Regions from separate parts of the Homo sapiens genome. Here region 2 is linked to region 1. The links are chromatin contacts, found by Hi-C in ENCODE. All regions are on one chromosome and are shown on one strand. Each heading gives the region's core, a stretch centred on a gene start or an enhancer-like site at or near the end of the contact. The rest is flanking DNA. Distances are from core to core; before and after follow the strand shown. Region 1 has its middle 24 kb from the start of NUDT14. Region 2 overlaps PACS2 (phosphofurin acidic cluster sorting protein 2).

Region 1 (4,431 bases), core at 1,110-3,609:
CCTCTGGGCTCCTTGCCAAGTCCTTAGGGATGTCTGCCCAGTGACCTCACTCCCTGACCCAGAGAACAAGCTGGGCCACGCCCCACACCCCTGTACCCCAACTGCAGGGGGCTGCCATGCCTGCCCACAATCTTGTACCCCAACTGTAGAGGGGCTGCCATGCCTGCCCACAATCTTGTACCCCAACTGTAGAGGGGCTGCCATGCCTGCCCACAATCCCTGTACCCCAACTGTAGAGGGGCTGCCATGTCTGCCCACAGCCCGTACCCCAACTGTAGAGGGGCTGCCATGCTGCCCACACCCCGTACCCCAACTGTAGAGGGGCTGCCATGCCTGCCCACACCCCTGTACCCCAACTGTAGAGGGGCTGCCATGCCTGCCCACAATCCCGTACCCCAACTGTAGAGGGGCTGCTATGCCTGCCCACACCCCTGCACCCCAACTGTAGAGGGGCTGCCATGCCTCCCCACAATCCCTGTACCCCAACTGTAGAGGGGCTGCTATGTCTGCCCACAATCCCGTACCCCAACTGTAGAGGGGCTGCCATGCCTGCCCACAATCCCGTACCCCAACTGTAGAGGGGCTGCCATGCCTGCCCACAATCCCGTACCCCAACTGTAGAGGGGCTGCTATGCCTGCCCACACCCCTGCACCCCAACTGTAGAGGGGCTGCCATGCCTCCCCACAATCCCTGTACCCCAACTGTAGAGGGGCTGCCATGCCTGCCCACACCCCTGTACCCCAACTGTAGAGGGGCTGCCATGCCTGCCCACAATCCCTGTACCCCAACTGTAGAGGGGCTGCCATGCCTGCCCACAATCTTGACCCATGCTCATTTGGTCCAGCCGTATGGGTGTGGACCACGCTGGCCAGGGGAGGGACAGGCCGGGCATCTGTGCCCCTGACTTTGGCTTCCTCAAGTCCCTGCAGGGGCGCTGGTTGTCTCCAGGCCTTCCTGAGCGCAGGTGCTTTGCAGGAGACTCCAAGTGCCAGAGGGAGCAGTTCCCATGTCCAGCACAGCTGACAGCGGATGACCCAGCAGCCTCTGTCTAGTGCTGAGGAGCAGGGGAAGAGGAGCGAGTGTGGCCAGCACCCTCTGCAGCTGGCTGCCTCATGCTGGGTGGGCGCCTAGAGCCTTACCCTGTGGCTTGGAGCGAGGTTGGGGGCACCAGCAGGTGGGCGGATTGGCAGCTTCAGAGTCGGGCCCCAGGCAGGTCCAGCCCAGCTGCTGCTCCCTGTGTGGCAGAGGGGGCCAGACACTCCCCTCCCCACTGGCCTGAGCTGCCTGCCTGGGCTGAGTGTTCAAGGCAGGCTGGCATCTGCCCAGAGCTGCCAAGAGCAGGGGCAGGGCCTCAAGGGCGGCAGTGGGAGTCGGGGCTGCAGAAGGCTGTGGCCCCAGCCCTGGCAGTGTGTCCTCGTGGAGGCTGGCTGGATGTTTTACTTGGGGCTCGGTCCTTCCGGCTGCTGGCCTGGGCGGCCTCTTTCTCTTCTGGTGCCTTGGGGAGGGGTCCCCCAGCAGGCTCAGGGCTGCAAAGCCGGAGCATTGCTGGGGTGGGAGGGGGCACCTGCATGGCCTCTCCCCGCCCCTGGCCTCCCACCACACGTCTGAGGCTCTGCAAGGGCAGAGGCAGCAGCGGGCCCCACGGGGGAGGGGCACAGGACCAAGGAACCCCAAGGACCCTGGGTAAGCAGAGCTGGGCCCTGGGGAGCCTCTGTTGGCACTGGAGGGGCAGAGCCCTGGAGGTTCTCCCATGGCCCGGGGCTGTCCCCAGATGTGGTAAGATCTACTTCAGGCTGGGAGTGTGACTGGCAGCCAGCCGCCGTGGTCTCTGCCAGGGATACCCCAACTTCCCCAGCCTTCCACAGTCCGCAGGCCTCTCGTGTACCCCCACTGTGCTTGGCGTGCACCAGCCAGGGGCCGGCCCTTTGTGGGGATGGAGCACATCTGCATGTGAGTGTGCGTGCATCCATGAGTGCACACGTATGCCCGGGCATCCTTGGAGCATCCTGGACCCCTGTCCTAGTGTGGAGTTTGGTGTTGTGTACTGGGAACTTTGTGGGACCAAGGGCCAGGACCCAAGGCCAGCCAGGCCCCTCTGTTCACCCACCTACCCCAGCTCAGCACATACCGCTCAGGGCCAGTGGGCAGGAAGCGCGCATGTCCTGCCCAATTTCAGGTGGGGCATAGTGGGCGGGTTCGGCCCACTCATGCAGCCACAGAGCTTTCCTGGAGTTTCCTGCCCTCTGCCAAGTCCAAGTCACCTTTGCCCGCATGCCAGAGGGGAGGGCAGGGCAGGGGCTGAGGGCCACGTGGGCTGCTGGCTGCTGGCTGCTGGCTGCTGAGCTAGAGTCAGCCAGCCAGAGAGAGGACGGAGCTGGCAGCCTCAGGGGCACACGTGTGCAGGCATGTGACCATCCACAGAGAAATGCATAATGCCCTTACGTACGTGTGCCTGTGCACACCTGTGAGTGCCCTTCCATGCACACCACACCCTCCTACATGGCCGCTATTCATGCACACCCAGTACGCGTGTACACGTACACACATTCATCCGCACACACGTCTGCTCGCACCCATCCCACCACCATGTGCACGGGCTTGAGCGTGTGTACCCAGACCCACACCTGGATGCACAGATGCTGAGGGCCGGGAGCCTCTGGACCAGCTCAGGGTGTCGGGCCCGGTTGGGGCAGACAACTGGCCGCAGTCCACACCCACATGGTGGCTGAGCCCTCGGACACTTGTGGGCCTGTGGGTGATCTTTCTAATTTTTAAATTTCTTTTTGAGATTGAGTCATGCTATGTTGCCCAGGCTGGCCTTAAATCCCTGGGCTCCAGCGATCCTCCTGCCTCGGCCCCCAGAGTAGCTGGAACTGCAGGTGTGAGCCACCGCACCTGGCTGGGGATGCTCATGGTAGTTTCTCCTCACAGGGGCACTGTGACAGGGCCCAGGAGTCACCAGGCCTGCCCCTGCAGCCACTCCCCACAGATGCAGCGGGGAGGGATGGTCTGGGGGCTTGTGTCTGGTAACTCCAGCACCTGATGGTCACCCAGCCCACACCAGTGCTGTGTGACCTGGCACCTGCTCCATCCCTCGGCCACAGAGTGGGGAGTGAGGTGAGCTTCCTGGCAGTTCGGGGAGTGAGGCAGCGCCAGGCTGGGTGAGCACTCCAGCGTGACCCCCCCACTGCCCAGGCCCCTGGAATAGGGGACAGCAGACAGTCCCAGGCTCCCCCAACCCCCAGGTGCCTTCTGTTGCCCACGTCTGCCCCTCTGCCAAACAGGCCCCTGGTCAGCCCAGCCAGGGTGGGTCAGGAATCCTGGGCCTGGGCTGAGCATTACTGGGGCAGCAAGGGACACCTGCAGGGTCTCTCACTGAATGAGAGGTTCTGCGAGGGCAGATGCCGGGCAGCCCCTGAGGATGCCCCCACCCCTCCCTCTGCCTCCTGCTCCCCATCCCCCACCCCTCCCTTCACCTCCCCCCCATCCCCTCCCTCCACCTCCCAGCCCCTCTTTCCACCGTCTGTCCCCCAGTGTCCTCCAAGACACTGACAGAAGCCCTCTTCTAGGCCTGCTGCTGCTCTCTGGTCCTGTTCCAGGTGGGGCAGGGGCTGCTGCATGAGGAGCTGCTGGGCCTGGGGCCAGAAATGGGGGCTCTTTTGTCACTGTCTAGAGTCTGAGTCTGCCACCAGGGACTGCCACCCGCTCCCCTGGTTTGAGGGAGTCGGGCAAAGGAGTGTGGAGCACGCCCTTCCCAGCCCCCACAGCTGGGTGATGGTGGGTGGGGGCCGCCCTGTGGTTCTCCCATGGAGCTTGGAGGTGGTAGCGAGACACAGCAGGCTGACGTGGACCCGCTGAGGGATGGGCACCCGGGATCCAGGCTCCTGCGGGACCGGCCTGCCCAGTGTGTCCGGGAGACTCGGCTGGCCCGCCCCCTGGCGGCCACGGGCGGCACCATCTGGAAGCGGACATTTATGTTCTTGGGACACTTGGCCTTTTCCCGGGTGATGAAGCCCACCTTGCACCCCATCTGGTGAATCCGGAGGCCACGAAGATGCCTTTATGTTCTTAATTGTTGTATCAGGTCTTTGTTGAATCTTGGAGCCCTGCCTGGCTGGTGGCCCCCAACCCCACACAGCAAGGCCTTCTCGCCTTCCTCCTCGGTCCTTCCCTTTCAGGGTCTGAGGACCCCTTGGCCAAGACGGTGGAGACAGGCTCGGAGGAAAAGTAACCCTGAGCCTTGGGGGCTTCAGGAGATTACCTGCCCCTGCAGCATCCCAGTCCCTGTCCCAGTCCTGGCACCAGAGACCTTAGTGGGGCCCTGGACACACCCCAGGCCTGAACATCCCAGCCTCCTCTGCCTGGGGTCTAAGACCTTCACCAGCAAGGTGAACAGACGGCTGGAGGCCTCAGAGTGCAGAGCTCTGCCA
Region 2 (4,431 bases), core at 1,286-3,785, 130 kb before region 1:
TTTTGTGAGTTACAGAACAAGTGACATTTCAGGAAGGTCAGAGAAACCTGACTCAGCAGAAAGTGCCCCACGTGCGTGCCCTGCATGGCATTTCCATGTCAGCTGGAAGGAGAGCAGCCAACACTCTCCAGGGCTGGGCAGAGCCCCAGCGCCATGCAGCCCACAGCAGGCGGAAGGGGAGGCTGGAAGTCCTCCGCAGGTCACTCCCCCGCTTCCTCCTCCAGGAAACCGGGCCAGCGCCAGGCCCCAGTCTGAGAACAGACCCCTCGGCCACCCAGCCTCAGATGGGGGCGGGGCAGGACCTCCATGGGTGAGGAGGCCAGAGACAGCATGGCCCAACAGTATGCTCTCTGGGAGACTGAAACTCCCACCCACCCACTCCTGTGCATGATGCAAACCAGAGACTGGAGGGGACGCTGCTGCCCCTGGGGGTGCACATGTGGGGGCTGAGACAGGCACCTGCGTCCCTATGTCCCAACGGAGCAAGGGTGGGCACCCCTTCAAACCACTGACTTCTGGAAGCCTGAGCTAGGACTCTGCACCAGGCCCCCCAGTTTTGTTCAGAGGCACAGAGGCCCTTGTCCAGGGGTGGGACAGGATCTCAGGGGCAGGTCTGGAGAGGTTCCCATCTCAGGGGGCTCAGGTGGGCCCTGGGGTTTGGAGACCACTTCCCATTTTGAACAGGAACCCAAAAGACGAGAGGCCCAAGCTCCTCGCAGGGTTGCCACCTAAGCCCAGGGAGGCATAGCCACGGGCTCAGCCAGCCCCAACCCAGGAGGTTAACACTGGTGCTCCCCCTGGCTTTGGGACTTAACTGTTTTTTTCTGGTAGGAAGGTAAACGGTGACAGCCTTATTTTGGAGAACAGCTTGACGATGTCTATTTCTCTTTTTTATTGTGGTAAATATAACGTAAAACTTGCCGTTTGAACCATTTTTCAGTGTGCAGGTCAGTGGCACTACGTGCGTGGATGCTGTTGTGCAGCCCTCACCGCCATCCATCCCGAGAACTCTCTTCACCTTGCGCAACTGAAACTACCCATTCAACCCCAACTCCCCATTCCCACCTTCCCCGGCCCCTGGCATCACCAGGCTGCACCATCCTACCTCCGTCCCTATGAATGCAATGACTCTAGGGACCTGACACAAATGGGATCATACAGTGCATGTCCTCCTGTGACTGGCTTATTCCACTCAGCACAATATACTCAAGTTCCATCCACGTTGCAGCCTGTGTCCATTTCCTTCCTTTTCAGGGCTAAGTAATATTCCACAGTGTGGAGGGCCACGCGGTGCTGACCGAGGGCCCAGTGATGCTGGGTGGTGCGGAGGGCCACATGGTGCTGACTTGTTTGTCCGAGGATGGATACAGGCTGCGTCCATCACGCAGTCACCGTGAGTAAGGCTGCTGTGAACACAGGGTGGAGATCTCCCCTGGAGGCCCTGCGTCAGTGCTCCCGGGTTCTACTGAGAAGTGCAACTGCTAGCTCACACAGTAACTCTGACGGTAACTCTGTCTCATTTCCCGAGGGGCTGCCGTCCTGTTCCCCGCAACAGCTGCACCATGCTACATTCCCAGCAGCAGTGCACAGGGACTGGCTTTCACTCTGATTAACACTTCTACAAGGACGCCCTCCCCACAGTGGCCTCCCACAAGTAGGGCCCACAACCCCAGGAAGGAAGGCCAGACTCACCCAACAGCACACTCTGGCCCCGCTGGAGCATGGGGCGTGCGTGCTTTCACTCATTCACTCACTGAGTTGCTCTGGGCGGCCTCATCCTGCCGCCTGCCCCAGCCCTGTCCTCACTCGCTCCTGCACGGACTCTGGTCACCTGAGGACCCTGCCCTCCAGACAGCAGCGTGGACCAGGATCTCTTCCGCCCAGCCACTCCACGGTGCCACCACTGCTGGGCTGCATCCTGTGCTTGGCTCAAGGCCTCCTGGAGAGGCTGCGTGGCCAACTCTGCAGCCCTGGCAAGCGGCCGCGCCACTCCCAAGGACAGCACAGAACACGAGCAGGACAAGGGAGCACTTCACGGATTTCTGAGAAATGCACCAGCGCCCGGCTGGCCCTCGAGGCGCATGTCAACCCCACCACTTTCCTCCAGGCAGGCAAGGGGGTGGGGGCGCGCACAGAGCACAGATGGTTAAGACCCCAGGCAGCTGGTCCCAAACCTGCTGACTGTGTTTTGTTGGAAGGGAAAACTGAGGAGCTTTTGTCTCCAGGAGCTGCCCCCTTGGTGCGGTCGCGAGCCTGCCCGCGTGGGAGCTGGGGGCCTGTGGCGGCAGCTGGCCACACACGCTCCGTGCCCTGCTGCCCCTGGGCAGAGGAATGTCACAGGCTGGTGCTCCACATGCTCAGCCCACGCCCTGCCATCCCCAGGCTCCAGGTGCCTGCACAGCCATCCTCGTAGCTGGGCCCCAGGGCACCGCCGTCCTCATGGAGAGAGTTCCACGGGGCTCTCTGCTCCTGCATCACCAGCACTTACCACCCAGCCCGTCCCAAGGCTCGCCCGGGCGGCCGAGGGCGGCTGCCAGCTCTTGCCAGCCTCACTCAGCTTTCTCTGATGTACAGCCTTATCTGGACATGGCTGCTCCCTGCTAATGAGGACAGAAGGTCAGGGTGCCTTCTCAGTGTCCTCGTTGGCCAGTGGTCAGGGCCAAGGAGGCTGCTGTGGAGTGAGAGGAACAGGCTCAGCCAGGTGCCTCATGGATAGACTACACCGAGGGCTAGGACCACTGGGTCTCCATGCCTGGGCCCAGTGAGGGGCCACCTCAGCAGAGGCCAGCCCTGCCCATGAGGGAGGGTGAAGAGGTGGTCCCCACCTGCCCCAGAATAGGGGAAGGAACTGATGGTGCCGGAGTCAGCACATCACAGCCATGCCAGGCGCCGGCCACAGCGTCAGAGCCACGCCAGGCGCCGGCCACAGCGTCAGAGCCACGCCAGGCGCCGGCCACAGCGTCAGAGCCACGCCAGGCGCCGGCCACAGCGTCACAGCCACGCCAGGCGCCGGCCACAGCGTCACAGCCACTCCAGGCACTGGCCTATGGGGGCTGAGCTGAGCCCAGGGTGCCTCTGGGAGCACCACGGCTCCAGCAACGGCATCTGCCCCAGAGCAGGGAAGCCTCCGAGGTGGCTGTGAGAACAATGCTGCAAACACACGTCCGGCCCTCAGTGCTGGGCTCCACCACACCACGCATTCCAGTCAGCCTGTGGCAAGGCTGGGAGCTGCCGGCCATTGTCCAGGCTGGGTCCAGTCATCAGGAGGCCCTGTCCTCAGACCTGCTGGGCCTGTACTTCTGTCTCAGTCACCCGAAGGCCCAGGGGCCATTCCATGTTCCTACACGTCCAGCCCAACAGTCCCAGGCACAGGTGTGCAGGTGTACAGTGTGCCTCACCAACAGCTGGAGGGGAACCCCACCCCATGGAGGGGAGCCCCTCCCAGCTCTGTTCCCACCTCCCATACCATGCACACACTCCCGAGGCTGCCAGACCAGAGGGGCTCTGGGAAAAGATGCCACAGCTCCCCCCCGCAGTGCACGTTATGAGCTGCATCCCATCTGGGTCTGTGCTCAGTGACTTGTGTGGCCACGTGCACCTGTGAGCATGACCACGAGCCTGGGCTAACTCAGCTGTGGGCACCAAGCACACACTGGCCCTCAGGTGGAGCTCTACACAGACACTGGCCCTCAGGTGGAGCTCTACCCACACACTGGACCCTCAGGTGGAGCTCTATGTAGACACTGGGCCTCAGGTGGAGCTCTACGCACATACTGGCCCTCAGGTGGAGCTCTACGTAGGCACTGGCCCTCAGGTGGAGCTCTACGCACATATTGGGCCTCAGGTGGAGCTCTACGTAGACACTGGGCCTCAGGTGGGACTCTACGCACACACTGGGCCTCAGGTGGAGCTCTACACAGACAGAGGGAAGAGGGTGAAGCCCTGCACATACTTTCTGCTGCTCAGGACAGAGCCAGGTCTGGTCTGCGTCAGCCTCAAGGTGGGAACAGCTCTCTCCTTCCAATGCTCTCCTGGCCACGCTGCCCTGGAGTCAGGTGGGGTCTGTGGCCTGACCCACTCAGCTAGCTGGCACTGCCTCTGCAGCCGGGGCCCACTCCCTTGGCCCTGGAGTCTGGCAGGAGGAGGTGTCAGGGGAAGGCAGACAGATGAGCCCAACGCAGGAGGATGCAGCTGAGCAGACGGCGGCCACTGCCTGTGGGCAGTCACGCCAAGGGGAAGCCAGGCCAGGCTCTAGACCAGACAGGGCATCGTGGATCCAGGCCCAGGCCCCCGACACCCCACGACCACCCCCAGGCTGGACACTCCATATGGCCCCAGGCAGGAAGGGCCCTGACAGGTGTCTCCCAGCAGGAATGGGCCCTGCCCAGCAAGGGCGTTTCTGTGCAGGGGCTATTTTAGCCCGGGTGAGGC

The links. Hi-C counts contacts between places; a loop is a spot of excess contacts on that map. Pooled maps may share reads with other maps.
Region 2: a loop to region 1 is called in a map of Caco-2, with 15 times the contacts of the local background. The contact joins two enhancer-like sites. A Hi-C loop is called at or near these places in 11 of 168 maps with a recorded cell type or tissue (Caco-2, GM18951, K562 and 7 more) and 5 of 50 pooled maps.

The regions. Positions count from the first base shown.
Region 1 is chr14:105,202,664-105,207,094 of GRCh38, reverse strand. No RefSeq gene overlaps it. Among named protein-coding and RNA genes, the nearest start is that of NUDT14, 24 kb to the right of the region's middle. Within about 2 kb of position 2,359, at least 10 of the 41 ENCODE cell types and tissues checked have a DNase peak (open chromatin) inside an H3K27ac peak, as active enhancers do; they include heart left ventricle, where a contact is called at or near this core.
Region 2 is chr14:105,333,920-105,338,350 of GRCh38, reverse strand. The region is part of intron 1 of PACS2 (phosphofurin acidic cluster sorting protein 2); the gene reads right to left. Among named protein-coding and RNA genes, the nearest start is that of PACS2, 21 kb to the right of the region's middle. RefSeq lists enhancers at 1-125, 126-791. Within about 2 kb of position 2,535, at least 7 of the 41 ENCODE cell types and tissues checked have a DNase peak (open chromatin) inside an H3K27ac peak, as active enhancers do; they include heart left ventricle, where a contact is called at or near this core.